2 separate regions of the Homo sapiens genome follow, and region 2 is linked to region 1. The links are chromatin loops, found by intact Hi-C in ENCODE. Cell type or tissue: PC-9. All regions are shown on one strand. Links, peaks and the distances in the headings refer to the core of each region. The heading gives the core; the rest is flanking DNA.

What was found. Peaks named below come from ENCODE experiments on the same cell type or tissue, not always from the same donor. Only the 100,000 strongest peaks of a DNase experiment are listed, where the experiment ranks them.
Region 2: it touches region 1 in a loop (6-fold over the local background); 1 of 110 quality-filtered maps calls a loop at or near these places.

What each region holds. Positions count from the first base shown.
Region 1 is chr2:176,575,555-176,592,220 of GRCh38, forward strand. LOC124907910 (a long non-coding RNA gene) reads left to right here and starts at 9,995. Exons shown (of 2, transcript XR_007087314.1): 1 at 9,995-10,538; 2 at 12,365-14,377. RefSeq lists an enhancer at 13,207-14,406. In PC-9, for the core only: no CTCF peak of the experiment used is centred there; DNase peaks (open chromatin) are centred at 7,627 and 8,147; H3K4me3 peaks cover 1,179 bases; H3K27ac peaks cover 2,472 bases.
Region 2 is chr2:176,481,365-176,498,030 of GRCh38, forward strand. No RefSeq gene overlaps it. Among named protein-coding and RNA genes, the nearest start is that of NRAL, 18 kb to the right of the region's middle. In PC-9, for the core only: no CTCF peak of the experiment used is centred there; a DNase peak (open chromatin) is centred at 10,027; H3K27me3 peaks cover 791 bases.

The DNA.
Region 1 (16,666 bases), core at 3,036-11,035:
TGATGACAAGAGCCCCGGCCTGGCATCAGGCAGGAGGCCTGAAGCTTTGGCCTCTTGGTCAAGGTGCTTGTCCTCTCAAGACTTGGAATGTGTGTGCGGGGGTTGAACTAGGGAATCTCCAAGCTCTCTTTCAGCACTATTATCCCATGTTGCTGGCCCCAGTGTTTTGTATGCTAGGCCATGTGTCTTTACATGGGGCTGTTGGATTTCAGCATCAGCATTCCCTGGGTAGCTGGTTAAAGATGCGGAGTCTGGCCCCACCCCATGTGGTTCAGGTGACGTTCAGTTTAAGAACCACTGTCATGAGGGATGGCAGTGACTTGCCTAAAGTCATTATAGACTTTATCATTGTTTAAAAAAGAATGTGCAAAGAGCTAGACAGTCAGCCAGAGACTGGGGAAGAAGATAATAATATCTTCCTATAGATTTAAAGAGAATTGTTAATCTATTATTTAAATTTATATTATTTATTTATTTGAAGAGAAAATGATGACCCTGGCAACAGTAAACCATAAGCTTCATCACATTAGTGGACAGATGATAGACTAGGAGAAGATGTTTGCAATGCTTAAAACCGACTTTGACAAAAAAAAAAAACCTGACACAATTAATATCTAGAATCTATAAAAAGCTCCTGCAAATTGACCAGAAATAAACAGGAAACACCATAGAAATATATGCAAACAGTATGAAGCTCAAATGATGAACTGGTGTTGGATGGGGTGTTCAAATTCATTGATAAGCAGAACAATTGGCTACTCTAGACACATGAGAACATCAGAGTTTAGAAAACTGAATAATGCCAAGTGTTTGCAAGGATGAGGGGTTGTGAAAACTCTTTCGTTATTGAGGGAAGAGGAAATGAGTATGATTATTTCAGAAAGCAACCTGACAATCTTGATGAAATTAAGTATGAGTATGTCATAAGACTAAGGTGACAAGAGGCCCTTTCTTACTCAGGGTAGCAGGGAAAGTCTGAGGTTCTGACATAATTATTAATAGTGCCGTTTTCATTTTCCAGGATGTTCTTGGGAAAATAAATTATATAGTCACCCTACTACTGCAATCCCACTTCTGAACACATATCCCAGAGAAATTTTCACAAAGGGATCATATATGCCAATGTCTTTTTAGCATTATTTGTGATAATGGGGAATCAAACTTGATGCCTTCTACCAGGGGAATGGATCAGTACACTGGGTTGTCGCAGTCTGGAATACCGTGCAGCTGGTGGAGGCAATATTTTTTATGTAAATATGGCAATATGGGTAAATTTTTAAAGCAAAATTATGAGTGATAAAGAGAGAATGATATTTAAAATTCCATTTGTCTAAATTTTAAAAACAAATATAAAAATTTGTTGAGTACAAAAACAGTAGATATATGAAAATATATGCACACATCAAAATATTAAATTGACTGTTATGAGGGTGAGAAGAATGGGGATGAGGATCTGAGTGAGGAGGAAAAAAATAATGAAATATGAGAAGGATTTTTTGTGGAGTTATGTGATGATATGCTATACAAAGAGGTGTAGGATTATTATAGACCTCTGCCCTTGAGGTCAAAAATGAAGGATAAAAGAGTGACTGTAATCTTAATTTCTGTCTCTGGAAAAGTAATGGAAAAATTTTCCTTCAAATCAAATACGATTGTTAGCAGGAAACAATAATTCATAGATAAGAAGGCTTTTGAGTCTGTCCTGTATAACCTATTTGCCAGGAAGATGGAAACTATTGTCCAGATAATTCTACTGTCTAGTAATCTCCTGACTGATAACAGCCTCTGGCATTATCAATGAGTGACACAGATTTCACAGCAAAGAGTGTAGCAAATAGTATTTGCAAGGTATATGTTTGTAACTGTCTCCTACAACTTTCAATGGATTCCCCATTTCCTATAAGATAAAGTTCAAACTCCTCAGCTTGGCAACAAGGACCAATGTCTACCATCTGACATGAAATATCCTCTCCCATTTAATCTCCTAATTTCCCTACACCGATCCTTTGCTTTCCTGAAATGGTCCCTTGTCTTGTCACACCATGTGTCCTGCCTCATATGCCCTTCTATTCCTCCTCTTGTCTTAGTCTTACTCACTTCCAGGACTAGTTAGAAGTATAGACCTTCTATAAATCCTTCCTTTTCCAACTCGGGCCTGCGTGACTTTGACTTTCTCCTTCATGCAGCTGTTGCAGTGCTACTTGAAATTATAATGATCTTTTCATGTATGTGCTTTCTCTTCAGGGGCTTTGTTATATACTCTCAACTCTGTCTTACAAATAGTCCTAAGCCTTTTAAAAAGTATTTTTGAACACACATTTATTGACCCCCTCCTCCCCCTGATACTACAGGAAGATGACAGTGATTCCTGGAATACTGTCCCTGACTTCAAAGGAGCTTATAGTCCATGGGGGGATATGTCAATACCCAGAGAGAACTGAGAAATAAGAAAGTAAAAAACATCAGGAGGTTATGTTAGGAGCTAGGCTAGAGTTGGGGAGAATGATGGGTGGAGGCTGCGTGTGAGTCTCAGCAGCCTCCCCACTCCCGTTTCAGACGGGACCTTCACCTTTTGTGCACACTGCTTTATTTTTATTTTTATTTTTATTATACTTTAAGTTCTAGGGTACATGTGCACAAGGTGCAGGTTTGTTACATATGTATCCATGTGCCATGTTGGTGTGCTGCACCTATTAACTCATCATTTATATTAGTTATATCTCCTAATGCTATCCCTCCCCTCTCCGCCCACCCACAACAGGCCCCGGTGTGTGATGTTCCCCTTCCTGTGTTCAGGTGTTCTCATTGTTCAATTCCCACCTATGAGTGAGAACATGCAGTGTTTGGTTTTCTGTCCTTGCGATAGTTTGCTGAGAATGATGGTTTCCAGCTTCGTCCATGTTCCTACAAAGGACATAAACTCATCCTTTTTTATGGCTGCATAGTATTCCATGGTGTATATGTGCCACATTTTCTTAATCCAGTCTATCATTGATGGGCATTTGGGTTGGTTCCAAGTCTTTGCTATTGTGAATAGTGCCACAATAAACATATGTGTTGTGCACACTGCTTTAAATCCAGACTGGCCTATCACTTTATTGCTCAGGATAGTTAGACACAAAGAAGTTCTTCCAGAAGGTCTGCTGGTGATAGTGACTATCATATCATAAAATAATTTCCCCAATACACAGCCAACACTCCTTTTTTCTGCCTGGTGTATTCTAGGGATAAAATAGTTGTTGAGTGAATCTGAACTTTGCTGAGGGAAGTGTTAGCTGATAACTGAAAACGGGAAGTTGTATCCTTAACTGATTCAGTATCATTGCCCTGAATCCCATGGTAGGAAAATTTGTCATTGGGTTGTGTTGCTGTGTAAGATGGGAAGATAGTAAGTAATTTAAGAATCTCTTACATAAGATGTTTGGGATGGGAATTTCATAGATGATTTTGTGATTTAATCAGGTTATTGGGGACCCAGGGTCTTTCTCCATTTCTACTTCCCCATGCTCAGCATGTTTTCTTTTCATCCTCAGACTTACTGCATCTTGGACATAAGATGGACACCATAGTCCTAGACTTCACACAGTCACAAAGTTGTGTTCAAAGGCAGGGTGGTAAAGAAGGCTTCTTTCCAAGATCACTCTCTGCTTGTCAGAGAAGGACATATATCCCAGAAGCCTCTGGGGCTTCTGCTTACATCATATGGACCAGAACTGGGTCCCATGGCCATAACACACCACAAAGGGTGTTGGCTGTTTTAGTGCTATAATAGGAGGCAGTCTTGTTAGTATGGAAGAAAGGGGAGGGGACTTGTGGTAGAGTAGGCAACCAACAGAGTTTTCCACAGGACACAAATATATTGGGTATCCAAGAAATGGTGAACCTTTTCTGCAATTTCATGCCACCATCTTGTGGATTAAAATCATGTTCGTGTGGACAGGTTCTCACCATGTCAGACCTGGAGTCAAGCTTCTTTTTTGCTGGGCAATGAGGAGTTTCTTTCATTTCATTTGTTCTTTCATTCATTTTTCTGATTACTCATTTGTAATATATTTACTGAGCATCTAGCAGATGTTATTAAGTTTGTTTGCACTATAAACCCCTTCGGCGGCCAGATGAAACCTACGGATGCCTACTCAGAACGTTTTTTAAAGCATTAAATAAAATACACAGGATTACAAAGAAAGCCAATTCCATTGAAATACAGTTTACCTTTGGACCCTGTGGCCAGATCCTGTGCTAATGCCAGGCTATAAAATAGCAGGAATTACAGGAGGAACATTGTCCTCATGCAGCTTAGGGCCCAGTGAAGGAGCCCGCTGAGCAGGAGGCAAGTGAAGGCTCCCATAAGAGAGGCCTGGGGTGCCTAGGAGCACACATGAGGGCACCAGGCTCCATCCGGGTGGAGGTTGAAGGAAAAGAGATTCCTGAGTATCTAAGAAGGGATCCAAAGGAATTGACCAGGAAAGAGGGAGTAGGAAGATAGTTGTGGTGAGAAAGAAAAGTAAGAGCAAAGAGAAGATTGAAGAGTTTGGAGAACTGTTCTAGTTCAGTATTTCTGGAGTGTAGAGTCAAAAGGGGTGCTGAATTTCTGGGCAAAGATGAGCTCAGGACAAAACACTCCTGAGTCTGCTGCTGTGTTGAATGAGTTTATTGTACAGCAGCTTTGCCCAGTAAAGACAAGTGACAAGCCTGTAGTGACCTTGTTGGGTTTTGCTCACTGTTGCATCTGCAGTCCTGAGCACAGTGTTGCATTAAATAATGGTTACATGAAGGAAACACAAGCCCTCTGGGTTTCTCATTCCTAGGCCAGCATGTTATAATGCATTTTGTGAGGACTCACAGCTGTGTATGAGAGCATGCTCAGTCAGTTCCTAAAACAGGATCTTCTACAACTCTCATTCCTCTCCACCTCTATATTCCTGGCTTCGAGTAGCTGCCCCATCCTTCCATCTTTGGCCAAAATGTCAAGTTCTTGGCTGCATCTGTGGGAGTAAGGCCTACAGGTGTGAATGGAGCCCAAGTATTGAGGCTCACCCAGGAACACGTGGGAGGCTATGGACACTTGCCACCATGGCCACCATGCAGATTCAGGGATCTCACCCCACTCTGTCACCAGGCTTCACAGAGCCATCCAGTGGTTGTTCCCATGGTCTTCTTGTTTCCTTTAAAAGTACAAGAGTCGTGCTCTAGGTTTCTGGGGTTTCCTTGGTCCCTTCTAACAAAAATCCCCACCAACAATCTCCAGAGTTCACAAAAACGTGGCTTGCAATGTACCCTACACATTGATATGCATCTGTTTCTCAATGTTTAAGGGACAAGATAAGGATGGATAGAACACCCAATGGGAATAGGGGACATGGGTATTCCCTGAGAAGAGGTAATAACTAGTCAGATGTTAGAGCTGCAAGGGAGCTTAGAATGTGACTAGCTCAACCCTTTTCCCTCATTGAGGCCCATTTACCATTGAAATGAAAGGGTTGAACTTCGTTATGTCAACTGTGGCCTTGAATAGGGTGGTAGAAATTAATTAAGTTGTCTAAACTCTCAGAATTTAGCAACTTCAACTCTAAGATGAATGGTTTGAATATGTCTTTGAAAGTTCTAGCTAAGCATAAATGCTATGATTTTTGAATCATATCAGACACTTTCTCTATACATAAGTCTAATTTTCACCAGAAATGTAGCCTTCTTTTTCTTTCTAAGAGAGATTGACATATAGCTAAATTTTTAAAATTGATCCACTTTTTGTCATATGGACACTATTTTGTTATGGTTATCCTACAATTCATGAGCCAATTTGCAGCACAAATCTCAGATGATATAAGTGAATTATTCACATTTCACAGTGGTAACATAGTAGTTTTTCATTTCCCATGTCAGTTAAAATATCTCCTATATTCTATGTTATGTATTTTTAAAAAACCTAGGAACATGCACATATTCTCTGTTTTGGAATATGTTTGAGAACTTGGCACCATGAACAATGTGTTTGCGAGAAAGAACTGAACCAAGTAAATTTCACATAACCTGGTATTCTCTATTCCAGGAGCTCAGAAATGTCATTCTGACTGATAGGAAGATCCTAATGTCAGTAGCCTCCTGATTTGGTTTAATCGGAGCCTCAGCTCATCAGTTAATTTCACTGTGTCTGATCTTTCATTCGTAAAATGAGAGATAACCTATCTGACAGCCAGATAAAGAGGAATAAAGTTTGCAAAGCACTTAAGACATCTACAGAATGAATTGAAGAGAAAAAGATAATAATCCACTCGGATTATTCTTTGATGACATGGCAGATTGGCCTGGTGACATAATTTATAGGCCTCTTTCTTTGTCCACAAAAGGACCTTAGGCTCTGTGAATATGTTTCCTTGGAACTCTACTAATTTTTGGCATGTATCAGGCCCTGACCATGACCTAGATTTTGAGCAGAAGATCAAATGAAGCCAGACTAGACCACTAAAATTCTCCTGCATCATTTTTTCCGCTTATACTAGAGCACATACATATTTAAAAGAGAAAAACATGAAAAAAGGCATCTCTAAATCAAAACTACATTTGAAAACTTTGTCCAGGAATCCTTGCAGATGGGCACCAAAAGTCAACAAGACAAGCTGTCTTTTTGTAAGACAGCTTATAAAATATCCATGGGAAAATGTGTACATTGTAATTCTACAAAAAGGGATCTTATAGAAAAGTCAGGCACATAAGTATGGATTTCCAAAGTATGAATGTCAGTAAGTAAAAGACTGCAAGAATTCTAGAAGTTTCTAATTCGGTTTCTGATTGTGGAATTTGCCTTTGCCTGGAACAAGAAGCCCAGCTGTTTTACGATAGGGTCTTTTGCCTCCTAGCAACACAACAGACAATGTGTGCCTTAAATAGCAAGGCTGTTTTCAAGGACTACATCTCTTGGTTGTCTGCAGTTTCAATAATATTTTCTGGAGTTATAATTCATGTTGCATAGCAGTTATTTCTTTTATTGTTTGTTTACTCAAAATTTTGACCTAGCAATAAATTCTTATGGATTTTATTTTTTGATGCATTAAGTTTAATTGGAGCACAGGACTTCCATTTTGGGGTTCTGGTATTCTTTAAAAACATCATTGGTCTTTAAACTGAAAGGTTTGATGGAATATTAAATTTGATGAATCATAGCAAGTGTCTGTGTTTGTTAGCTTTTATAGACCATATTATTCATTAATAAAGTCACACTACATTGCCTTGAGTGGGTTCTAAAAGGTTAATGACTTGATGCAGGCTGGTGTGCTTACTGTTTGAGGGTGGCTTGTGGCAAACTTAGTTCACTTTAAAATTGGAATACAAAATAAAGATTATAATTTTAATCTCAAAGTCCAGAAATTTATTGGTCTCCTTCCTCTTTTCCTCCTCCTTTCTCTTCTTCAACCATCACCAAAAATCTTGCTCATTCAGATGTATGTGGTTTGAAGCCACTGGCTAGTTAGCTTCAAGATAACTCTGGAGGGGCAGTAGCATCACCAGAGAAGTCATCCTCCCTCCTGGCTGCTCCTACAGTGACCCTCCAGCAAGCAGACGCTGACTCAACTATGAATCACCCATTTTGAAACAAGAGCTGTTATTTGAGAAGTATACTGTTAACTGTTTGATTTTTTTTCCTTGGAGGCTCTGTTTTGGAAGACAAAATATTTGCAACCTTCAAATAAGAATAACTTATATAGCACCAATTACAAGATCACCTGTGTAAAGGAATCCATTGCATATTTGTTGACTGACTGAAATCAAGACTCAAGGAGGCACGTTCTCCTGTTCTGTGGTTAGAAGCATTTGGAGTAATTATTACATTTGGATTGTTTACCCCAGAGATTTTCTGAGTCAAACTTTTATGTGTCAGAAACAGTATTAATTTAAGCCAGACTGGGATTGTGTGGTTGCTTAAAAAAATAGCTAAATTGTTCAATTCCTTAATATTAAGTAAAGGCTCTACAGATACTTAACGAAAATCCATGAAATCTATATCCTTCTCAGAGGAAACCTTCTCTTGACAAAGTCAAGTGTGAGGGTAAATTTATCTTAAAAAGAGACTCGTCCAGTGCCTTGATTCTGTTGGGAGTTGTTAGTAAAATAAATGACTCAAATTGGTTTTGTGTGAGAAACAAATCAAAGCATTACCGGGGCGTGCCGGGCTGACCTGCAGTAGCTTAACCATTTCCTGAGCAATGAGAAGCTGCTAGATTGGATGGGTGATAGTTCCCGTGCTAGTCATTGTGGAGAGAAAAATAAAAGTTCATAAAAAACAGGCCACCAAGGGTTATATGGCTGCAATTGTTTCCAGGCTGAAACAATTTCGTATCTGTTTGTTATTGTCAGTATCTTGTTATATTGTTCTTTCAGAATCAATAAAAGCTAAACTCCCTCCATGGTTTTACTACTAAACTTTCCTGGAAGGATGTGTAACACTGAAAGTCAAGAATGGCAAAATAGGCAAGTAAGCAGAATGAATGATGATGAGTAAAATGTAAACCCACTTTAGTTAACAACTTTTTTTCTGAAAGTTTTTCTACTAATATAAAACATATGGAAAGATTCTTGGTGTTTTTGTTTTCATTTTTGTATTAATGTGTGAGGTAATTTTTTTTCTTCAGAGGAAAGAAAAGAGCAAACACACATAGTAGCAATATTTTTATTTTTATTAAGAAAGGCTATTTTCAGAGGATTCTTTATTCTCAATTTTTCCACACTTCTCAGAGTCCCTTGCTGGCAGTCACTGTTGCGGGAGGTTGAATTTATCCTGTTTAATAGTAGTTGTTATATTGAATGAGAAGGCGGTTTTATTAAAACTAGTTTAACAAGCATAATCATTTGCATTTTTCCCCTGCTCTATGTTACTCATCCATATCTATTTACGGCTGAGCACAATAGTCACTCTTAAGTATTTAATGCTTCTTGATGATTGGAATTCCCAGAAATAACTCACCAGCATTGGAGTCCAAGGCTGGACACAGTTCTGCTGAAGTTGTGGTGTGCTGGTAAATATTTAACAGCCAGTTCCTGGGAGTCGGGATAGGGAGGGAAGCATTTGCCAGTGTTCAAGGTGTAAATACTCACATCATAGCAGATTTGAAACTACCAACCTTCTATTGCTGAGTAAGGCATTGGGAAGACAGGTACACATTGGCTCTTGCCAGCCAGTTGTGAGTTGGCTTGAGTATGTTACTGTAGACTCTCCACCAAGTTAAGTGATTATGATTCTATGATTATTTAACAGATTGGAAAAGGAGAACTCTGTTGGTTTTATTATTTTTTTTTACCTAAAAGTTATGAAAACAATTGTATCTAAATATTGTCCTTGGATATCAATATGTGCTGACCTTACCCAAGCACTGTGAGAAACTAGTTCTCGCACATTTCTTTTTCTAAAAATTCTTGGTTGTAACAGAATGTCTAGGTAAAAAATTTCTCTCCGTGGGGAAAAATAGAAGAGTAAATTATTATTTTTTCCCAGCTTTATTGAAGTATGATTGATAAATAAAAATTGTACTCATTTAGGGGATGTAATATGATGTTTTGATATATGTATACATTGTGAAATAATTACCACAATCAAGCTAATTAACACATACATAATCTTCCATCATTACCTTTTGTGTGTGTCTGTGTCTGTGTGTGTGTGTGATGAGAAAACTGGAAAATCTACTCTCAGCAAATTTCAAATATATAATATATTATTATTAACTATAGTCAACAAGCTATACATTAAGTTTCCAATACTTAACTCACCTTACAGCTGAAGGCTTGTACCCTTTGACCAATATCTTCCCAGTCCCTCCACCCCTCAGCCCCTGGTAGTGAACATTCTACTTTCTGCTACTAGAAGTTTGACTTTTTTTTTTTTTTTTTTAGATTCCACATATAAGTGAAATCATCTGGTATTTGTCTTTCTGTGCCTGGCTTATTTCACGTAGCATAATGTCCTCAAAGTTCATCCATGTTGTTGCAAATGGCAGGATTTCCTTCTTTTTTTCAGGTTGAGTAATAGTAGAATGGTAAATTGTAGTGGGTGATCCAGCTCTATAATTTTAAAAAGTTTATTTTTTAAGATATGGTCTCATTACTGAAATTAGAGTCTCTGTAGAATGGGGAAGCTTTGAAGGACCCATTCATAGGGTCAATAAAAAACAATGGGCCACTGATATCTCTACATCTTTTATAGACAAACAGAAAAAATAGGGACTATCATAAAATATATATGTATGTGTGTATATATATATATATATGTATATATATAGGTTAATCATATCTCTAAAGTACTTTAAAGAAAGCTATATAGAGTAAAGCTTATCATTTGCAGCTGTTAAAGAGGAATGCCTGCAATGTGAGCAGCCCAGTTTGAAGATAATGGATTTATGAGTTGCAGGAAGCAAAATGTGTGATCGCTTGGGCCAGAATCTGTTAAGTATCATGTTGCTATTTCTCCCCTTTCTTCCCCATCTTAGGTCACATCTCAAATATGAACATCACCCAGAGGTTACCCAGGTGATCCCAGGCCATCTCGGGTATGCAGCTGTGCAGAACTTGATCTTGAAGGACAGATGGCATTAGGGGGAGTTCTTTTATACCTTGCACTGACCAGGGCTAAGTTTCTGACATTTCTGTCTGCAGACAACAAAAGGCTTTCATCATGAGCTGCTTTCTGATGCGTGCTTAAAACCAAGTTGAACGCATTAAAAGGGCGAAGAAGCAGAAATCTACTCGCTGTGCTCTGTGAAGAATTAAATAAAATTTTGATGGGGGTCGAAGGAAGGAGAAATAGATTTTAAAAAATCTTTATGCTCTCTCCTCCAAAAACTTGGATTTAATGTGTATTTTGGGCTAATTCTAATTCTCCATTCATGCCAATACACATTAAATCCTATATTTTCTTTAAAAATAGACATTTTAAATAAAATGTTTAATGCAAATTACATTTAGCTGAGTTTGATCTCCCTTTCTGATTCGAATAATATTATGATTCTTGCAAGCCCAAACCTTCCCTTAGCAAAATTTAATGTTACCGGGATGCGGTATGCTTTCATGAATTCCCCTCCAAATTTTTCCTTTTTCAGCTAGAATATTTTCTCAGACCTCCTTCTCTCTAATGTTACTAAAATCCTTTGAAGTATTATCTAATTACAGAACTAAGACTTAACCATGTCCTTTTCAGGAAACTTAAAATAACTCTTTTATCCTTCTAATTTAGTACTTTATTCCACCATATATCCACACCAGTCCTTCTGACCCATCATATTTCTGAAAAGTACAAGGCAACATTTCTGAAATTTAGTTATTAATTGTATTACATAGAGGCTATATGCGTGAGTGAAAAAAATAGTGTTATAATAACTAACATTGCTTGAGTTACACGACTGTCCCAGGAATTATTCTAAGTGCTTTATGTGCATTTTTCATGTAATCATCACAATAATCTGGAGGAGATAGATCATATTCTTATTATCATCCCCATTTTCCAGATGATAAAGCTAAGGCACAAAGAAATCATGAGACTTTTGTAAGATCACAGGACAAGTCAGTAAAGGCAGGATTCGAACTCAGGTTGTCTGGTTGGATCATTCACATTTTTATCCACTTTTCCATGCTTCTCAGAGTGATCTTACCATTTGTTTTGAAAGCTCTATTCAAGGCAGTGTGTAGGGTGGATAGGACACTGGACCAAAGACCAGAAGATGGGCCTTTAACCTGATTTTTTTTCATGAATTGGTTGCGTAAACTTGGACAAATCAACACCTCTGGAAAAAACAGTAGGCAGAATTCATCACATTAAGTCCTTTTATAAGCATCTTATTTATTTTCAGTAAATAATGCTGTCAGTGGGAGGCCATCTAAGCAGGGCCTTTAGGATCAATATTGAATGCGGATTCTAGGGTGAGACACTCTGGTTGACACAAGGCTGTGGTTGATGTGGGACTTCTGGGTTGAATCCCTACTCTGCCTCTTACCAGATGTGAGATAGACAAGTTAATCACACTGCCAGAGCTTCTGTTTCCTCATCTATAAAATTCAGATAATAAAAAACGTTCACCTGAGAGAGTTGTTGAGGATACTTGAAGAGTTAACCTTAAAACACTTAGCACAGCATCCATATGCTTTGCTGTGTGATCCTGTGAGGTTACTATTACCAGCTCCATTATACAAATGAATAAACTGAGGCAAGGCCTAGAGAAGTTAAATAACTTGTCCAAAGTCATTCGTCTTGTAAGTGGTGGAGTCAGCATCCTAACTCAGGCAGATGAGCTTTCAATGAACACACCATCTTTCTCCCAGGACTAGGAGGAAACTTTATGTTATCTATTACCTGACTGTTTACTAACTGTTTGTTTTCCAGGATGTCCTCCACATTCCACAATTCAGTAGCCAAAGGATTGAACTGATACCTGCAGAAGACTTCCTGGATTCCCTCTCCAAGACCCACAATCCACTATGATTGGATAAGGCCTACCCTCTAATTGATCAGTACTACACACACACACACACACACACACACACACACTCACTCACCAAGGCTTGGTTTCCTTTTCTAAAAAACAAAAGAGGGTAAAGGAATGCCCTCCCAAGTCTCTTTCTAAAATTTTCAAGTTCTACAGGCTCAGTAGGCATCCAGCCTCTCAGCACTACCCTATGTCCCCTATGCCCACGTAGATAAACTTGTTTTAATAAAAGCTAACTTCCGATTTAGCACACAGTATTAAGAATTAAAGTTGGATGAAGCTATTACTGTTACGAATAGCCTTGGGCTATTTTTCAATTCACCTATGTCATACGTCAAGTGATTAAGAAAATCAAATGCTGTATCCAGGAAAATAGAACATGAAAAGGCAGGAATAATGTGTGTCTTTAGGACACCCATTTGAACACAAAAGAATTAGGGCCCAAATTTCACTATATGTCAAATGTGAATTTATTTCTATAAAAGGCTTCAGAACTCTCTAAGCTTTGCATTGTCTGAAGAGTGCTACAGAGCCATCTGTGACTTGTAGTGGTTGCATCCAGATCTTTGAAAATGCTTTTTCTTCTTAATCAAGTTAGGATATTGGATTTCCAGAAGAGTAGGATCTCTATATTTTGATACTCGCCTGATTTCTTAAAGCTCCTAAAGGTGCCTTTTGACTTCCTAACTGATTCTAACAAACACATGGCTTCAGTCTATCTGGCTTCCCCTTTGTCTAAGAACACTGACATTAGGAGTTGCCAATTGGCACCTCTATGTGGACACCTTCCACCCAGAAACCATGTTGAGTTTTCAGGTTTCACAATGATGCTGATTTGAGTCAGCACTGTTGGAAATGAGGGTCTTTTTAAAAATGCTTCAGATTCCCAGTTATTCCTACCTTTGTCTCTTCAGTCCTCAACATCCTCTGGGGCAAAACTAGAGAGCTGCACTGTTTCTGTGTGAGGTGAACCTGCGTCCACAGAGGAGCAGCACTCACGTTCCCCACTCAAGACCTGTGTAATTTATTTGTAGCAAAGCTCCATCCTTAATTCACTATTATCTTGTCTTTCTGGCATCCTCCTTCCCTCTGTGCTATGCATGTTGGGGTCGGTGAGGGGAGCAATGACCCAGAGAGGGGCATCTTTTGCATGGCAAAGTCCTTTGGATGAGCTGAGGATTCCCATCTTGACTGAAGTTTTCCAGTTTTTAAATCTCATCTTTCATTTTGTGATGCTTGATAAAGATAGCAAAGTAATATGAGTTAGTAAATGTTAACACGTGCCGCAAATACAAAAGCAGTTTATTCTGTCATTGATAATGGAGGAAAATATGCAATAATAGTATTGAATTTGCACTCATAGGTAAAAGCCTTCATTGCAAAGCAAAATCTGATTTTTGTTTGTGACCAGCATGAATGCTGACCTCTGCCCTTTGAATGATCTTTCCGTCTCCCGGAAAGTTCATGAAAAGGTCATGGAGCTGCGCTGACTTCCTCTGTGTGTGCATGGACGTGTCTTTGCTATTGATCCAGGAAAAGACCATTCTGTGGTTTTGTTCATTTTATTTTTAATGGAAACCTAATCAGTAATTATAAAATGTTTCTAGAAGAATTCACGCCTGAGTAAGTGAAGAAAGCTAACCTCATTTCATGCTGATTATTTAACCTTGGTCATAACTCCCAATTAAATGCATTTCTTGAACCCGTAACAAAGCAAAATATGGCACTTACTGGTCAGAAATTCAAAGCAGGAGAGAGAAAAAATGGCTTAATAGCTGGAAATAAAAACATCAGTGAATTTTTCTTATGGATTCCTTCATGTCAAATTCATATCATGAGTGACTCGCAGTTTTCCCTTTAGATCATCTTGGCATCATCGAGGAGCAAAAATAAAAATGATTTCTAGTATATTCTTGTGGTGATTCCTTCTTTTGATGCTGCCTGTCACTGTAAAAAGGGTTATGAATCTCTGGAAACCTGCTGTACTGTCGGCAGCATAGGCACCAGTTTTCAAATCAGACGTCAGTAACTGGAACAGTTGGAGGGTTTTAAATCTCTACGAGAAAACTATTGCCATTTACAAACAACAAGGATTGTACTGAAATGGTGAAAAATGCACTTGCGTCATATTTAGAATGATTGTGTGTGGGAGGATATAACAATACTTTTCAGGACTGTAAGCCATACGTATATTCATATCTTGTGCTATTTATCTTGTAGATATACAGCGCTGGGAGTTCTCTACTGCTAGCTGTTAGGCTCGTAGCATTGAGGAGGAAAGATCCCAAGGCTTGTCACTGCCGTATATCACTGCAGCTGTGCCCTTTGATTACACTGGGGCGCCACCAGTCATTAATAACAGGGAAAGCTTTTTGTCTGGCAAATGCATCACTGTACAGTCTTTTCTTAACACCTAGGCATCTTGGTGCGGTAGCAAAGGTAAATTAAAGATGAAGCTTGTTTATTTTACAGCCACACTTGTGAAAATAGAGGTGGCCTTTCCAGAACCATTCAGGAAAATGTATTTTTCCCTTGCCTTGTAAAATTGAAATATTTTCATATTTTGCATTTGCTGAAGGGAATCCTGTCATTAAGTCACTCAAACAAACAATTTGAGCACAATGTAGTTATGATTTTAATTCCATCACTGTCACACTCATTTGGCTACCAGAGGGTTACAAAACAAGCTATCATCCAAGACAACAATTACTGTATAGACTTAAAAACCCAAATGTGTTCCTGGTTGAAGATTCTTGAAGAGCATAATGTGAATGAAACTTGCATAGAATGTTTTCCAAATGCGGAAAAAACAACACAGTCAAACTTGATGCTTACTGAATGTGTGGCTTTGAAAGGCTGATGCCAGAGGCCTGTTTTCTAGGCAGTAGTGCTTTCCTATCAAAAGTAATCCCGAAGCTGACCAATTTCTGAGAAGCCTGATCCACAGTAAACTAACTCACAAGAAATGGGTTTATAAATGCCACCTCCCTATGTCAAATGTTGTACTCTTTTTTTTTTTTTTTTTTTTTTGAGATAGGCTCTCTCACTCTGTCACCTGGTCTGGAGTGCAGTGGTGCAATCACAGCTCACTGCAGCCACAAACCTCCTGGTCTCAAGAGATCCTCCCACCTCAGCCTCCTGAGTAGCTGGGATTACAGGTGCACACTATAGTTTTCATTTTTAAGGCAAATGACACTGAATTCCCTATGATGTTCATTATATAAAGTTTATTTTAAAATAATGTTAGGGAAAGAGGCAGTCTATTTAGAGAACATTATTAAGGAATTCAAAGTACAGAATAGGTACATGGTTAGGACAAAACACCATGATTGGCATATGCAAATTACCAAACTATTTACTAAAGTTTGGACAACACTATTAATCAACTTTAAAAACTGCCAGGATAATCATTCTAAAATATGAATTAAATCCCATCATTGCCTCTACATAAAATTGCTCAGCAGTGTTCCAGTATCTACAGGATCTGATGCCTGCCTCCTCTTCCAAACCTATCTCTGTCCTCAACCCTACTCACAACCAAATTCTGCCCCTTCTGTGAGAATGCCACTCCCTCCCCGAGGGTTCCTCCTTACCCCTTACCCCTCAAGACTCGACTCAAATGTGAAGACTCCAGCCCTCAACCCAAGCATTCAGGGCTCATTTGGTCACTATCCAAGGGTTCTGGGCTAAAAGCGGTGGGGACCTCAGGTGAGGATGGAGCAGTCCAGGAGTCAGGTAAGATGCTTCAGTGGAAATCACAGAGGTCTGCTGAGGTCAGCAAAGACTGATGTCTCCCCAGCATCCCTCCTGCTTCAGCCTGCTTGGTGCCTATGCTGTGATTGACTGTTTAAACCAGCCCTGGGGAAGACTGTGGGAGGAAGTAGGAAGGTTTGAGGGTCCTGTCTAATCCGTAATCAACCCTGGGCTGTAATATTTGCAAAGACCTTGAGGAGAAACCAAAAGTTAAGGCAGAAGACCCGTCAGAGAACCAAACACACAAGATGGGAATTGAGTGAAGAGGCTGCACCTTAGGCATCAGTGGGTAACTGAGTCTCCATTCACTCTGAGTCCTAGTGAGGCTGGACCTGCCAGCCAGTTCCAGGTCCTGTGCGAGCTGGAGAAGCTCCCCAGATGTGAGGGAGACCTGGTTGTTATTGGCCCCCACCATGGTGGGGCTGGGCCTAAAGAAGGCACAGCAC
Region 2 (16,666 bases), core at 5,641-13,640, 92 kb before region 1:
ACTTTGCCAAGTTCACATCCCCTGATCCAAGGACATCCTATGGGATATGGTAATGTGATCTTGTTCTTCCATCTCAAAGTCTTACTGATTGGTTTAGTCTGATTTGAGACTTGCTTTCTAGTTTTCTACAAGTGGATCAAGAAGCAGGGTTTTTCCTCTTTAAAGAGCATCCCAGATTCCATAAGTATTAAAGGGCCACAAGTCAACTTTATTGCTGTCTCTTGTCTCTTGAGGTCCAATGAAGAAAGAAAAGGGATTATTTTCAGCTCAAAAAGAGTTCAAGGCCACCCATGGTTCCCATCAACCCTGACAGAGTAGGTACTGCAGAAATGATGGCAAAGGTACAGCCTATGGTTCTGCAGAAAACTGTTGTGTGTGTGTGTGTGTATGTGTGCACGCCTAGTGCATGGAGGGACAGTGCTATCATCCGTTGGGTCCCAGCAGGAACAACAGTAGACCTGTAGATTAAGAGTTTGTTCTGTTGCCTCAGGCAGTTGGTCTTCAGGCTCTCACTCTTGCGGGGCATCTGGGTGTCATCCTAACTTATCACGAGTGTCTGGGCATCCAGGAGTTCAACTACCTAGACATAAAACCCGTCAGTTCTTTTAAAACATCCAGCTAAAAGTCAGTCACATTTCAAACCTATCTTTGGAGGCTGTAAGAACCCCTTATTATAACCAAGATGCAATAGGCTTAAATTTTTGAGGGAAAAACCTGGTGACCAGACAGTCTTAAGAAAAAGTGGGGTTTGCTTAGGGAACTCGATGCCCCAGGGATGTACATGTCTCAGAAACCAGGGCCAACTTCAGGTTCCTTTGCTCCTTTTCTCTAGCCAAGGTTCGTCTAGCTTTAAACATATTTTTCTCTGTGCATATTTGAACACTCCCTTGTCCTTTCAGCTCCAACATACTTTTTTTCTCCTTTCATTAACTTGACATTAAACATGTCTTCCCTCAGCTGCTACACAGACTCTATTTTCAGTAGGAGAAGGTGAACATTGCTGCACTTTGGGTTCAACTAACATCTTGAACTATTTTTCAGATGTTGTGCGTAAACCCAAACCCTAAATAACTTTAGCTGAATACTTTCCCTTTATTTTTTATAGCCTCAATATGTATATAAAGGGAAATATATCCCACATGGTTCTGATTTTATTTATTCCCAATTCCTCAAGAGGTTATTTTCTGAGACATGGTGGAAGTTCCAGAAGCTTCATGAACATTTTTTCTCCCTCAGCAAAACCCATCTTTCTCAAGCTTAGAAGACCCCCGATCAGTAACTTCGTCATCAAAGTTTTCTTCTGAACTATGTAAACTGCAGGAATTAGGTCCAAAGAGTGTCTCCACAGTTGTCTTCCAGTCTTCAATTTCCTAGATCTTCCTAAGTCTATGTATTTAGGGCATTAGAAATGTACATACCTTGAGATTTTCTTTCAACTTGATCTTTCTGGTTTCAATCAACCCACAAAGATGTACTTAGCATCTCCAGTAGGTCCAGCCAGTGCTGGAGAGAGGTCCTTGGGGGTTGTAGAATATAAAAGTAATTTTGAACAAAATGCCTTTCACTTGGGCCAGTAGAGTGAGGGTGTCTGTGGCCTGTTAGGAATACAGGGCTAGAAAGAAGGTAGGAGAACAGGTGGGCAGTTTAGAAGTCATGAGACCGAATGTGCTCCCAGAGGAGTCAGAATCAAAAGGGAAAGAGAAGGTTGCAGGGAAAGTAAGGAGGCACCAAGGGTTGGGAAGGAAGGTCTGAGATGAAGCCTGGGAGAGCATCCAGCGCTCTGTAGGATGAGAGCAGGTGTCCTTGTCCCCTGAATCCGCGTGTCTGTGTCTCGTGATGCATCTTACAACAGATTATTGTTGCAACAGGAAGGGTTTGCTGATGGAAATCATTTTTCACATACCAGTTTATTTTCATACTGAAGGAAAAAGCCGGTAGAGAAATTTTCTCAGAACTCACATCCTCATGGGTCACTTGGCACTTGGGACAGACACTGTGAAAAAGTGACAGGAACTAGTTTTTTCTTAAAAAAGATATTCCTAAAAGAATAAACAAACTCAAGCAAAACCACTAGATCCACTAAGGACCCAAACACTATTTAAAAATGCCCAAACACTTAAGCTGGGGGAACAGAGGAAATTCCAGGGAACAACTGAAAGAAGAGGAGAAGCACTTAAAAATAGGTGGGGTTCATTTCCTCAGTGCACGAAGTTTTCTCCAACCCTTGCCTCAAGGCTTCGTGTTTCTGGTATTAATAATTCACAGGAAAAGGTAATGAAGTAACCCTAGTCTGGTCCGGAATGGAAATGATTTAGAGCTTTAATGAAGGACGTACCTTACCAGGGAGTTTTCTCCATAGCCGTGTTATGCATCTCCTAACACGCTCTCCTGGGTTTGTTCTGACTCAAGTATGGTTTCATTGATGATATAGAACAGTTTAATGTTTGGCAAAAGAATTACCACCTCGAGCTTGGGACAGCTGACTATAGATCAATTCTGCTTCCACAGCCAATTTCTGTTGGGCATGATTATCTGAAGGCAGCTCTTGGCTCGTGTATACGATTAGCATGGTTAAATGAAGATTTAATGACCCAGGATTCAGCTGTTTAGTTTTCAGTATACCTACATCTTCCAACTAATCATTCTGACACACCCTTCCTTAAAGGGAGCAGTACATCTGGGACTCATTTTCGTAGACACAATCAGGGGCTTGAGCACCAAAGATGGTACCATTCTACAGGAAGTGACTCAGAGTCCGATGAGAGTGAGTGTGTAGGAGTTATTGCTACCTGTCCCCAGAACAGCGAACATGGACTCAGCACCGTTATGAAAGGTCTGTATTTCTCAGCCCTCGTCCTGGTCCCTTGTGGTAGAATGAAGGAACTAAGACCATACCAACCTGTCCAAACCAAGAAAGTAATTTCACATCAGAAAGAGATTAACTCTCTCAACCCTCCGTGTTCAGCTTGCTGGTTATTATTTCACGACCCATCCTCTGCTTTTGACTCCTGATATTCAGAGAAGGCCCTCCTCTGAAGTGAACAAAGCCTCTCCTTCGTAGAGGGTGCCTGCTTTCTCCTGTACCTCCCCAGCAATGATGCATCCCTGTGAAAGCAAATTGAGATGCCTGCTCTCCCTCCCTCCCTCTCCTGAGGCTTATGGTTGCACAGTGGCTGTGGCTGGCTCCACTGTGGAGCTGCTGGGGTCTCTGTAATGTTATTTGACTTATACATATTTTATTATGTTTGGCTGTTGGTGATATTTAGATTAAAATGATTTCCAGATTATAATAAGGGCTGCACTCCATTAAAGGAGAGCAGTTAGATCACTGACCATGTTAAAATCCTCAAAATTGGGGACTGTATATCAAGACACCTAGGAAAAGGGTTTCAAAAGTTGGAATGGGGGTAACATGGGAAACTCCACAACCCATATGTAGCATTTTTGGCTTAAAGGAACTGCTGAACCTTGAAAAAGATTTATACCACATTTATTATGATGCGACAACATCACCAAGGATATAAACCAGTCACTGGCACTCTCTCAAAGAACACATCATTGTAACTCGTTATAACAATACTGCTGTGATATGTGCTTGTAATATTTATAAAGGCTAAGCTATGAAAACAGTACATGCCAACTGTCAGCAGTGATGTATCATTTAAAACAAAAGAGAGTGTACACAACATAATGGTTTAAATGAACTCCATAAAAATGCATTGTTCTGCTGAAGCAGTTTGGCCGTGTGGACCTCCAGTGTCATGCACTGCTTTCCAGGATTTTCTGTGGCTTGGCCTCTGGGAGCTCTTTCTAGCTCCCTTTGCTGTTTTCAGAAATCCTGCAGTGTTCTTGGCAACCTGGCTGGACTCTGTATCTGGTTACTTAGTTCCTAGCAGAGTACCTTGCTAAGAATGCTTGTAATCTATATAGGTAGGCTGATTGGAGTTTTTTTTTTTTTTTTTTTTTAAGACAAGGCCTTACTCTGTCACCCAGGCTTGAGTGCAGAGGCGTGATCATGGCTCACTGCAGCCTCAACCTCCCAGGCTCAAGTGATCCTACCACCTTAGCCTCCCGAGTAGCTGCAGCTACAGGCATGCACCATCACACCTGGCTATTTTTTTTTCTATTTTTTGTAGAGATGGGGGTCTTGCCATGTTGCCCAGGCTGGTGATTTGATTTTTATATGGGTGTGGGACACTTGATGGCCAGTGAGAGGGTGAGGCAAATGGGTTTTACTTCCTTATAAAAAGAAAGGTGATTAAGGGGGCAATCAGGTGGCCTGGCTGATAATTTAGCTCTAACTTTGGGTATGTTCTGTGAAGATGCTCGTGGAGCTTTTCTGAAACCAGCAAGATGTGATTAACCAACACTACCCCAGTGAGACAGATGCTGGGCAGGTGAAACCACAGCAGCACCCACCAGAGTGGGAAAGAGAAGGAACATTTGATAGTCAACTCAAGAAATAACTCAGTGACTTCTGAGGAGTGGGCAAGATGTTCAGTTCATACATTACTTTAGTAAAAAGCCAAGATGGCAGGTAAAATCCCTCCCATCAGTGCAGGATGGAGAGAGGAAGATAGGGAGAGTAAAAGGGAGAAGGAAAGGAATTCTCTTACAGAGATGGCTCTGTAAAGTATGAGCTCTGAACACGCAGACACAGGACATTTTGTAATTAGTGGATCAGCAATGACACACAGAAGGCAATGGTCCCTTATTAAAGGAAGAAGGTAAACAAGACACATTCTCTTTGACCAGTCTTTGTTAAGGGTTCCAAACTTATTTGGAGGGAATTAATAGACCACTGGGAAAATCTGGCTGAGTATGTTTGGAGCTTTACAGGCATTTACATGTAAGTGTAAATGATCTATTTAGCAAGCTGTGTATTTTTTATGCTATAGTATAGGATTACTTGTCTCAAATAATCCTTTATTCTTTTTGATGTCCTTAGAAGTCTTGAATCAAAACAACTTCTGGTATTTTGAAGAAGTGATACCTAAATTATCTAGGGTCAACAGACAACATTTACAGTCAAAAAACTTTGCCCAACTTTTTTAAAATCTTATTTATTTTATTATACTTTAAGTTCTGGGGTACATGTGCAGAATGTGCAGGTTTGTTATATGGGTATACACGTGCCATGGTCGTTTGCTGCACCTATCAACCTGTCATCTACATTAGGTATTTCTCCTAATGCTATCCCTCCCTTAGCCCCTCACCCACCGACAGGCCCTGGTGTGTGATGTACCCCTCCCTGTGTCCATGTGTTCTCATTATTCACCTCCCACTTATGAGTGAGAACATGTGGTGTTTGGTTTTCTGTGCTTGTGTTAGTTTGCTGAGAATGATGGTTTCTAGCTTCATCCATGTCCCCGCAAAGGACATGAACTCATTGTTTTTTATGGCTGCATAGTATTCCATGATGTATATGTGCCACATTTTCTTAATCCAGTCTATCACTGATGGGCATGTGGGTTGGTTCCAAGTCTTTGCTATTGTGAACAGTGCCGCAATAAACTTACGTGTGCATGTGTCTTTATAGTAGAATGATTTATAATCCTTTGCGTATATACCCAGTAATGGGATGGCTGGGTCAAATGGTATTTCTGGTTCTAGATGCTTGAGGAATTGCCACACTATCTTCCACAATGGTCAAACTAATTTACACTCCCACCAACAGTGTAAAAGTGTTCCTATTTCTCGACATGCTCTCCAGCATCTGTTGTTTCCTGACTTTTTAATGATTGCCATTCTAACTGGTGTGAGATGGTATCTCATTGTGGTTTTATTTGGATTTCTCTAATGACCAGTGATGATAAGCTTTTTATCATATGTTTGTTGGCCGCAAGAATTTCTTTTGATAAGTGTCTGTTCATATCCTTTGCCCACTTTTTGATGAGGTTGGTTGTTTTTTTCTTGTAAATTTAAGTTCTTTGTAGCTTCTGGATATTAGCCCTTTGTCAGATGAATAGATTGCAAAAATTTTCTCCCATTCTGTAGGTTGCCTGTTTACTCTGATGATTGTTTCTTTTGCTGTGCAGAAGCTCTTTAGTTTAATTAGATCCCATTTGTCAATTTTGGCTTTTGTTCCCATTGCTTTTGGTGTTTTAGTCATGAAGTCTTTCCTCATGCCTATGTCCTGAATGGTATTGCCTAGGTTTTCTTGTAGGGTTTTTATGGTTTTAGGTCTTGTGTTTAAGTCTTTAATCCATCTTGAGTTAATTTTTGTATAAGGTGTAAGGAAGGGGTCCAGTTTCAGTTTTCTGCATATGGCTAGGCAGTTTTCCCAACACCATTTATTAAATAGGGAATCCTTTCCCCATTGCTTGTTTGTGTCAGGTTTGTCAAAGATCAGATGGTTGTAGATGTGTGGTGTTATTTCTGAGGGCTCTGTTCTGTTCCATTGGCCTGTATATCTGTTTTGGTACAAATACCATGCTGTTTTGGTTACTGCAGCCTTGTAGTATAGTTTGAAGTCAGGTAGCATGATGCCTCCAGCTTTGTTCTTTTTGCTTAGGATTGTCTTGGCTATGCAGGCTCTCTTTTTGGTTCCATATGAAATTTTAAGTAGTTTTTCCAATTCTGTGAAGAAAGTCAATGGTAGCTTGATGGGGATAGCATTGAATCTATAAATTACTTTAGGCAGTATGACCATTTTCACAATATTGATTCTTCCTATCTGTGAGCATGGAAATAAAACTTTGTCCATCTTTATCACTCTTATAGAATGACACCTACAAAGTCATTCCTCCTCTGTAGTGCCAGTCACACAATTGAGAGCAAATGCACCTAGAAGGGCAGTGAGGAAAGGGGATGAGAATGGGGGAAAAGCCAAAGAGTGGGGCCACAAGGCCCAGGCCATTAAATGGGGGCTGTGGTTGGTATGAGAAGATGGGGGCAGGAGGATGGTAACCACAGCAGAGAGGTGGCAGACCTAGGGGATTGGGAGGCTCAGAGAACACATTTCACAGATTGTTCTGGGAGGCTTAACTATGGTGATAGCCCTCCTGGCTGATCAGAATGTAATAACTTGGTAACTTCTAGTTTCAGGAAGGTATCATTCCACCGCAGAATTCCTACAGAAATTCCCACTCTCACCAGAGGGCTCATCAGGGAAGGAAGCTGGGATCTGTGCTTTGAGAACTCTTCAAGTTAAGATGTTGTCTGGGAATGTCCATGTCCCTCTGGAGAAAAAGGGCCCTGTTTCTCACGAAGCAATCATTCCTGGAGGCTGACTTGCTTTATCCATGCTCTATCAATCTGCCACCTTTTGGGAGAACTAAATCTAGTCCAAACATTTTTATAATGCTATTTGATAGTTTGAAACTGAGTCATATTTTATCAAACCTCCATTGTCATAGTTCCAACAGAGAGGTTGAAGAGCTGCCCTCTAAACACGAAGTTTTAAAAAACAATCTGTGTTCCTCATTAGCCACAGACTTTAAATTTTACTGTTGGAAACTTCTCAACTTAGAAAAATGTTAGGTGAAACAGCCTTAAATGTGGGCTTTCTCACGACTGTTAATATTTGATGTGCATACTGAGAAATACTCTTGCTACAGAGTTGGATTTGTGTCTCTGTTGTCCTCAAACCCCAAAACTTAAAGAACAATGAGAAGAAGACAAAGTGTGAACAAAAGATTTAGATGCTCTGAAAATCAGCTATACTTTATCAGGGTTTGGTACTGAAAACCCAGATTCTAAAGTCCGGGTGATGAAGCCTTTTCTGCATGCAGGATAATGGTTTCTGAATAGCAAATCGTCTCATACATAGGTCTCCCTGGTTGATTTCTGCATGGGTCTCAGAGATGACACGGCTTTCTCACTAAGGAGCATTCATTATTTTAGATGTGCCCTCATTTAGCAGTAAATCATCAACAGTAGAAGTGCAAAATTTGGAAATGGAGATTCAGCTGGAGAAAATGCTATGTTACTTCTCTCCTTTTGGAAATATTTTATGTCCTTCATCCCATCACTGCATTATACATTTAAATAAGGAATTCTCCTGTGTAAATTCCTGAACAGACACTACAACTTTATTTGTAATTTTGAAATTGGAAGATACCTTAATCCACCCTTCAACTTTACACATGAGAAAAACAAGACCAGCAGGAGACCAAGTGACTTACTCATGCTCATATGAAATAAATTGTTTAATTTAGGGGTTAACTCAACTTCTAAAGTGAAATAAAATGAACCAACCAAGCACCTGCTTTGTTTCCTATTGTGCACTGAGTGAAGGTTAAAATTCGAAGTTTAAACCTGAGCAGCAGCCCCTCTACTGCCCTCCCCAAACCTCCACTTCCAGACTAAGGGAAACTGGTCAGAAAATGTTCTTAAGAGCTTTCATTCATAGGATTGCATTCAGGCTTTTCCTTTTTGTGGCAATCAACAGTTATAATCAGCAAGTGGGTCACTGCTGGCCCTGATTACAGACAGGAACAGGCTTTATAAGTGTATGGTAACACCAGGCAGGCAGGACTGGCTGAGGTGGAACAGAAAAAGGAGCAACGGGAGGAGAAAGGTGCCATGGCCCCAGAACCTTGCTCTGAATTGTCAGCTGGAAAAGAACAGTGCCTGGGTGCAGTCACTCTTCCTTGAGCCTAAGATCATAGCTTTTCTTCTGGGATAGCCTGGCACTCCACAGACAAGCTGGTGATTCTGAGGGAAGTTTTGGTTCCTTTCTCTTGGAAAGAAGCCCCCTGAGCAGACTGTGAACGTATTTTGCGTGTTAATTATACCTATAGGACCTATTCGGTCTTCTATTGAAATTCGTGGTTTACTCTCTCTTCTCCAGCAGTCCACAGGCACCCAGCTGCAGAGTTCTCCCGAAGGACGACCTGTGTGTGCCTCCTCCAGGGCACGTCTGTGGCCAACCGGGCGCTCAGGAGCCTGTGGGGTGGAGTCCTTCTCCGTCCTCTTTGGCCCTCCCTCTGACACTCTCCGCAACCTTTGTTTTGGATTTTCCTCCCTGTAAGCTGTCGCTGTTTCCCGTGTCTCTGTCGCCATTCCCTCGGTGGCCGGTGCGCAGGGGATACCAACGCAGCCGTTGCCTGGGGACTGGGCCTTGTGCGGGGCCGGTGCTGCGGGCTGAGAGCGAGGCGGGCAGCCCCAACAGTGCGAGGACCGGCTGGAAAGGTTGAAGGAGACTCAGATTGCCAACGGGGCGGCTACTCTTGCTGCAAAGGGAACGAGGACCCGGGCTCTCCCGGCCTCACAGCTGCTCCCCTCCTGGGGATTGGCCCAGGCCTGCACGGCCTGAGCTGCAGACTGCCTGGAGCAGCTTCCGCCGATGGCCGGGACACGGCCTGCCCCTCCCCACAGCGGCGCTTCTGTCCACAGCAGCCGCCCAGCGCAGGCTCCCCCAAGGTTCCCCGGCAACCCCCACTACAATGCAGCGCTGTGGCCTGCGGCGGAGGCAGGAGGCCCGGTGGCGGGTGTTCTCTCTGGCCTGAGCTCTCAGATGGCGCCCATTTTGATGTGCTTGTCATTGTCAGAAAGGCCATTCACAAGCCGAGATACTTTCCTCAACGAGACAAAAACACAAGCGATGCTTGCCTTCCCTCCACTCGGAGGGCCAGGAGGGGTTCAGCGTTCTCACCTCTATCGCTGAGATTGGACACTAATAAGGGAGGATGACTGTCAGTTATTTGTTCCAGCTGGAAGCAGGGGTACAAAAACAAAATCACCTCTTAAAGTTTTTTTCTAGAACTGTATATGAATCTATTGGATTTGGGAACATATCCCATTTGTCCAAGCAAACGTGATAGCCACATACACACAAAGAACCCGAGAGATCATAAATAAAAAACCAAAACTCAAAAGCAACCGCTCAAATAAAATCTGCCCAATATCCCCGAAACTGCTGACCACTTTTATAATCTCCAATGCGGAGTGTTTCTCATGACTAGCAAAGGGAGGGCTTAGGGACGATGATTCAGAAATTGGCCTGAGCCAAATGTGGGTGTCAGTCTCTGGTGATATTTGATGCGCCTCAAGTAACCACAGGCAGAGGAGGAACAGAGCCTTCAAATGAGTTCTGGCTTGTGAAAATGACTCAACTTGTTTGGGGGGTGAACTTGAAAGTGTGCAGCCCAGATGTCAACTTTAAGATCTACTCTGCCTGACACAGCTGTGGTCTTCAAGTTGCCTTGGGATTGGGTGGAGCCACACCCACAGCTGCAGCCGAGCTGTGCTATTTGCAACTCCCCCAGGGCCAACTGCTGTGAAAAGAACAGTTTATTACAAAAAATAAAACAAAATGCCAGCTCATCTTTACAGTTTCACGGTCTGCCTTGGGGAAAGGAAAAGGAGTTTTAGTTTTCACCCCTTGTGCACCAAGTGTGCTGTCTGGGGCCCGTTTTGGAAAGATCTGGAAAATTCTCTACTGTGCTGTTGACTCACTGTCTGACCATGGGCCTGCCATTTAACTTGGCCAGCCACTGCTTCTCTGTTTGGGAAATGGAGAGAATGGCATTTGCCATCTACCACATGGTGATGTATAGAGTGCTTTGGCAACGAAGGTAGATCTGAATGAAATCTGTGATGCGTTATAATCATTTTCTTCAAACAAAGATAACTTCAATCATTGTTTCAAACAAAGATAACTGAGTTTGGGAAAATTGTTTGTCCTGACAGCCTTAAGAAGCTCATTCAAGTTGATTCAAGGGCAGGCTTTAAAAGAAAACAGTGTGTCTGAAAGACTATGAAATTGGAATATTGAGGCAAATATTAAAAGTTTTCCTACTCTAAATACAACACAGACAAAAGACAACAAAAATATCTTGTTATCAAATGAAACATCAAATTACTAGACTAAAGATAAAAAGTGCTTTCCCCATAATATTCAGCAGATAGGCTAAATGCTACTTATTTAGTGTTAGAAAAACAGACCCCTTGTCTATTATTTCTCAGTGCTTAATATATTGAGTTTGATCCTTTGAGCCTAGAAAAATGAGTTTGCACTATATATGTGTGTGTGTGTGTGTGTGTGTGTGTGTGTATGTGTATATATATATTAGAACCCAGCCTGTGAGTGGGTACGATAGTGTTTCTGTGGTACTTAAGCATCTGAAAGAAACATGAACTACATTGATCAACCAAATGTTTTGTCTACACAATACCAAGCATTAAGATATTTCACTTATATGTGGATTCTTGGTGTCATATAGATGAAACGCTTCAGAAGATAATTGAGATTTTTCCTTTTTGTTAAAATATTTATCATATATAGAAACAGTTGAAGTCTTCAAAGTTCAGAGGGAAGAAACAGAAGGACATAGAAGCAAATAAAAACAAGGATGGGGACACTGCTAGCTTTTATGGTGACACTGTCCTCTGGGTGCACAAGCAGAGGACACATTCGTATGAAGAAGAAAGCACCACTTCCTGATTACAGCAACTTCATGCCAAAGGCATGTGACTTGGCCATTGGAACATGGACTAAATTTTATCCTCCATTCTTTCCTCAGCTTGGAGCCTTTGTGCAGTGCACTAACCATACAACTGTACATACTGGCCCTGAAAAGCCACTGAAAGGAATAGGAGAAATGTTCAATAATAAGGTAGAAGTAGATGTGAAGAAGAGAGATAGAGGCTTGTCTTTGCTCACAGGCCTCCTCAGTGAATGTTCACAATCCAGAGGGCACTGTGTGTGTGTGTGTGTGTGTGTGTGTGTGTGTGTGTGTGTGTATACGAGCCACTTGTTTGTTGGTTGGCTTATTTTTGAGGTGAGAAAATACTATAAATTCTGGCCATATATTTACTGCCTTCTCTATTCGGTGCTGTGCCTGTCAAGTTTTCACTTCCTCTGAATTTTAACTCCCTGTCTCCCTCCCTATGCTATTCTCCCCTCCTGCAACACAAATGCCTTTTTAAATTTTTGCTAGTTTAATTAGTACATGCATTCATTTTGATTGATGAATTGATGTGGCTTATTTGTATGAAGACTCTCTTCCACTACCAGCGCTGTAATAGAAACGGCTTGCGTGGGGCGACACCTGCTCTGATGCTGCAGACATTCTGTTTGATGCGGAGAGGCCAGCCATTCGGCTGTGATTTTGTAGTCTCTGGGGAGATATTTTTTCATCACTGTTGGTGGAGTGGGAGGAGGCTGGTGGCGAATAAAGAGAGAGAGTGGTGTGAAACTGATGGCTGAGGAACAACATAGCTAAGGATTTAATGTTTATATCTTACTGGACTGATTTTGAAATAGTCATTGTTCACACCCTGGGCCCAGGAGGGAAGGAGACCTTGACATTCTGCCATCAGTAGTAAGGTATTGTGAATTAGTGCAGCCAGTTGAAACTTTCCAACACCTCTTGCCAAAGAATTAAGCTGAAATTAGTGCACAGTTGGTAACAATTTGATTTCTAGTTTCACTTTAATCAGTGAGGATTAATGGGTAAAATTTTTACTTCTAATCTCACTTTATCCTGACTAACAAAAGCTGTCACTTCCTTGAAAACTGCTAAATGAAGAGGGATTTATACGATCTTTCAGAGAATAAAAGCTAAAGTGCTAAGGCCCACTTTTCAGACCATAAAATTTTCAAATTGCCCTCATACCCTCTACATAATGCTTAGAGAGCTGACTGCTGCCTGATTCAGTAAGGTTTATTGCTGGAAAATGGTGGTGGAAAAACTTAAGAGCATTCCTAATGGCTTCAAAACTCCAGAAGAAATGCAACAATCTTCCTGGGGAAAATTAATTTTACAGAAGAAAAGAGGAAGTAGGATTCGAATTGCGAATACAGCATTGCCCATCTAGTACATATTTTAACTCCTTTTTCTTGTTTCCGTTGGCCACCTTAGCTAGCCCTTTGTATGACCCTTCCCTGACAATCAGTCCACAGCAACATTGTGAAACTGGTGGTCTGTCCCCACTCTACCAAGGTTTTCCCTGAATATCTTATGATCCATTTTTTATTAACTCTCACTCCCAAGAGGCCCTCACTCAAGATCTTTTTCCTTGGGGACAACCTCCTACTCCAGACTTTACTCTGTTTTCTTGTTCCACTTCCCACCAAAACCAATGTTGTTAGGAACCTTTATGCACTCATTTCTCACCTCCCTAATTTTAGTATCTTCAGGGTAGGAACACAGCACCTTGAGCTTGGAAGTCAAGGCTTGAGTAGGTATGATTGATGGAGATGTTGGGGAAGGCATTATTTGAACATCATGAGTTGTGAGACCGGGTGATCTTTCAAGTTCCTTCCATTTTCCAATTCTGTGAGTCCACAGCATCACCAGAAGGGAAACATGGCCTCCTCAACCCTTTCTCTAGTTTGATCAGAACCAAATATGAACCTTTACTCCAAGGCTTAATTATCTTCAGATAAATTTAATTCCCTAGCTACTGGGTTGCTCCCAAGATTATGCCGCAGAATGGACACCTCTTTTCATAATCAACTGGGAAATAGGAATGAATTCTCTAGTGCTCGGATGCAAGAACCATCAACCCTCACAATTCTTTGTTTTTCCCAGTCATATTCATTCTAAGTTTCCACTTAACAAAGCAGGTTCACTATCAGTTATTTAAGGGGTTCCTTCCCCCTCCAATGAATTATGTAAGAACCCTGGAATTTAGGTGGTGCCAAGAAAATTCGGAACACTGTGTTTCTAGCTCGTGGTGGCTTTAATCTTTGTAATAAGACTTCTGCTAAATGAAGTGCTGTTCAGCATTGGCACAGAGGGCTGTTTGGGTGAACCCATAGGGCACCCTGCCAGCCCTCAGAGTCATGATTCTTACCCTCATTTACCACACAGGCTGTCATTTGAGGAACTTGTCACAACCCTTTGTTTCCTATCTTGTTTTGGGAGGATACTTCTGTTCCCTTGGATTGGACCATGTCCAGTTCTCACCCTTAAGGCCTTTCCTTGTCTTAGTCAATTTAACTCCTCTGCTCTGTAATCCTTGGATTACAAAACAAGTTGTTTCTCCTTTCCAGGGACAAGAGGAGCTTCCCTATTGTTCTTAATTCTTAGGGCAGAGAAAAAGGCACAATCATATTAACTTGTAGCAGACGAGAAGGAATTGGGTAGATTAGTGAAATCCTTTATTCCTGCTGATTTTTTTTTCTTTTTAAGACGAGGTCTTGCTCTTTTATTCAGGCTGGAGTGCAGTGGTGTGAGCACAGCTCACTGCAGCCTCAAACTCCTGGGCTCAAGTGCTGCTCCTGCCTCAGCCTCCTGCAAAGCTGGAACTACAGGTAGGTGCCACCACACTCCACTTCCCTACTGAAATCTGTCAGTCATTTAGGGCTATGCCCACATCTACATATGTACCTTAGGTTTATTTAATAGAGGATTGTAACTGCTATTTGAAAGCTCTGTTAGAATGAACTTGTCTAGTGATACTATGTGTTGGCTGGGATTGCATGTGATTGTAGGTAGCAGGGGTTTATTTTCCTCATGTTACAAGAAGTCCCAGGGTAAGGAGCTTAGGGCTCGTGCCATTGCTCCGTGTGGTCACCGTAGTTCCCTTTCCATGCATGGTATGTCCTTTCATCTGTGTGATTGAAAATTGGCTGCTCCCAGGCAGGAAGAAGGAAGACAAGAGAAACCTTCTCTTTGTGAGGCGCTGTCTTTTTATTTAGGAACAGGAGTATTCTCCAGGGGCCTTGCTGGTATCTATGACCAGGACAGTGCTGTGTGGTCGCCCCTGGTGATATGGGAAGCTGGATAGGTATGTTGATTTTCCAGCCCTTCTAGTGGAAGCAGAGGAAATGGCAGAGGGGAAGCATTGGAGTGGGTACTGAGTTAGCCAATCTAAAGTATCTGTCAAAATGCATGAGGGGGTCTACATTATTTACAAACAGAAAAGAAAAACTATGAGTTGTGTCTGTGTTGTGTGACTGTGACTAAAGAGACAAATGGTTACCTAAAAATTACAGTTCACATTATCATTGGATGAAAAGTTAATGTATGGAGATTGACAGCAAGAGCTATGTCAGAGTCAAGGCAGAAAGAGTGTGGAGAGGCTTCCAGGGAAGAGGGCTATAGCCAGAACCATCCTTTGCAAAGACAGGAGAAAATGAAAACTCAAACCTGCGTTGAGACTTGTATATTGTCCGGAGTCTCACAATGGGGGTGGGGGTGTGTGTGTTCTGCTTCTGAGGCTGAACTGGGGAGGTGCCTGTGGGAGAAAGAAGGGTATTTCTTGATCACAGTGGCTTTTGACACTGTCTGCACACTGTACTAACATGGGAAACTGTTTTTTCTTTTCTTTTAATACTGGCTCCTAGGACCCATCCCCAGAGATTCTGATTTAATTGGCCTGGGGTATGGTCTGTGTATCAGGATATTTCAAAGATCCCCAGTTAAGATTCTAATGCATAGCTAGGGTTGAAGCCACTGCCTTAGATTATTCTGGAACAATCACAGTAACCCACCTTCTTTAGAATTATGCTCACTAAATCACACCTTGGCCTGATCTCATCGCAGACACCAGAGGATGAACCTGCCTGTAGGAGCTCCTGGTTGTATCTGCTGTCGGGATGCTGTTGGGCATCCTCTTTACGAGAAGCTATGGGGAAAATGCTTCCAGTTTCAGTTTCAGGAAGTGTGATTCTCCTGAACTTTTGGTTTGCTTTTGTCTTGTTGACATGCTGAGTCTTATAAATGATTGTTTCCCCTTTTATTGTGGCTGCTAGGAAGCTTGGGAGCAGCTCTACATTACCATATGGTCTACATTCCTCTCTCTTAATATCACTTAGAGTTTCTTATCCAAAATGTTTAGTTAGACTCCTTCAATTTTTAAGAATTATTTTTTGTTGTATATCTGTAAGCCATCTCCAATCCTTGGTAGAAAAGACAGAGGATTAAAATGAATCAAATAAATAAAAGAAATATCCAAAAAAATGCCTAAACTTCTCACCATCACCCAAGCAACACCCTTTCATCCTTTTATTTGCAACTTTGCTAAAGTTCTAATTTCTAAAATTTGATTTATTTTTTGCCCTTGAAATTTACTTTAATCTGGGCTCTTCTGTGTAAAAATGTTTTCAATGGGAACTTGAATGGTAGTATCTCCAAGAGTAATTTGTTTCTGGGTCTCTCTACCCTCAAGGGATGGCCTTAGTTCTTTATAAGGTTGCTTTGCTTTGGGAATACAAAGAAATTAAAATTTAGAGAACTAGACATTCAGCTTACTCTAATAGAGTCATTCAGCAGACAGTATAATAGGTGTTGTTAGAAAATGACTATATTTGTATTTTTGCCTTTTATAGTTTTTTTCTTGGGTTTATTGTTTCAAGAAGCTGTTTTTAATCAAAAGAAGTGGCTGCTGTAGCCATTCACTGTGAGACAAAGAACCAGAAAGCCGTCCTCATTTGATTTCATTTCATTTCACAGAGGCAGCACTCAAGCTCTGATTCTCACTGTTGCCCAGCGTCAGTTGTTTAGCAGACATGATTTAGATTGCTACAACCCGTTTGTAAGTCACTTATTTTGTACATTACTTACTAATGTCTGGCAAAGTGGTTCTAAGTTACCTATTGTCATAAAAGTTAAGAATTCTGACAGAGATCTTAGGAATCATAATGATACAATATTTATGAGGCAAACTACCAGGTAACATCTACTGATGGAAAAATAGCTAGCAAGCATTTTCAAAATAAGTCTGCTATTAGCCTTTTTTTTTTTTTTTTGAGACGGAGTCTCACTCTGTC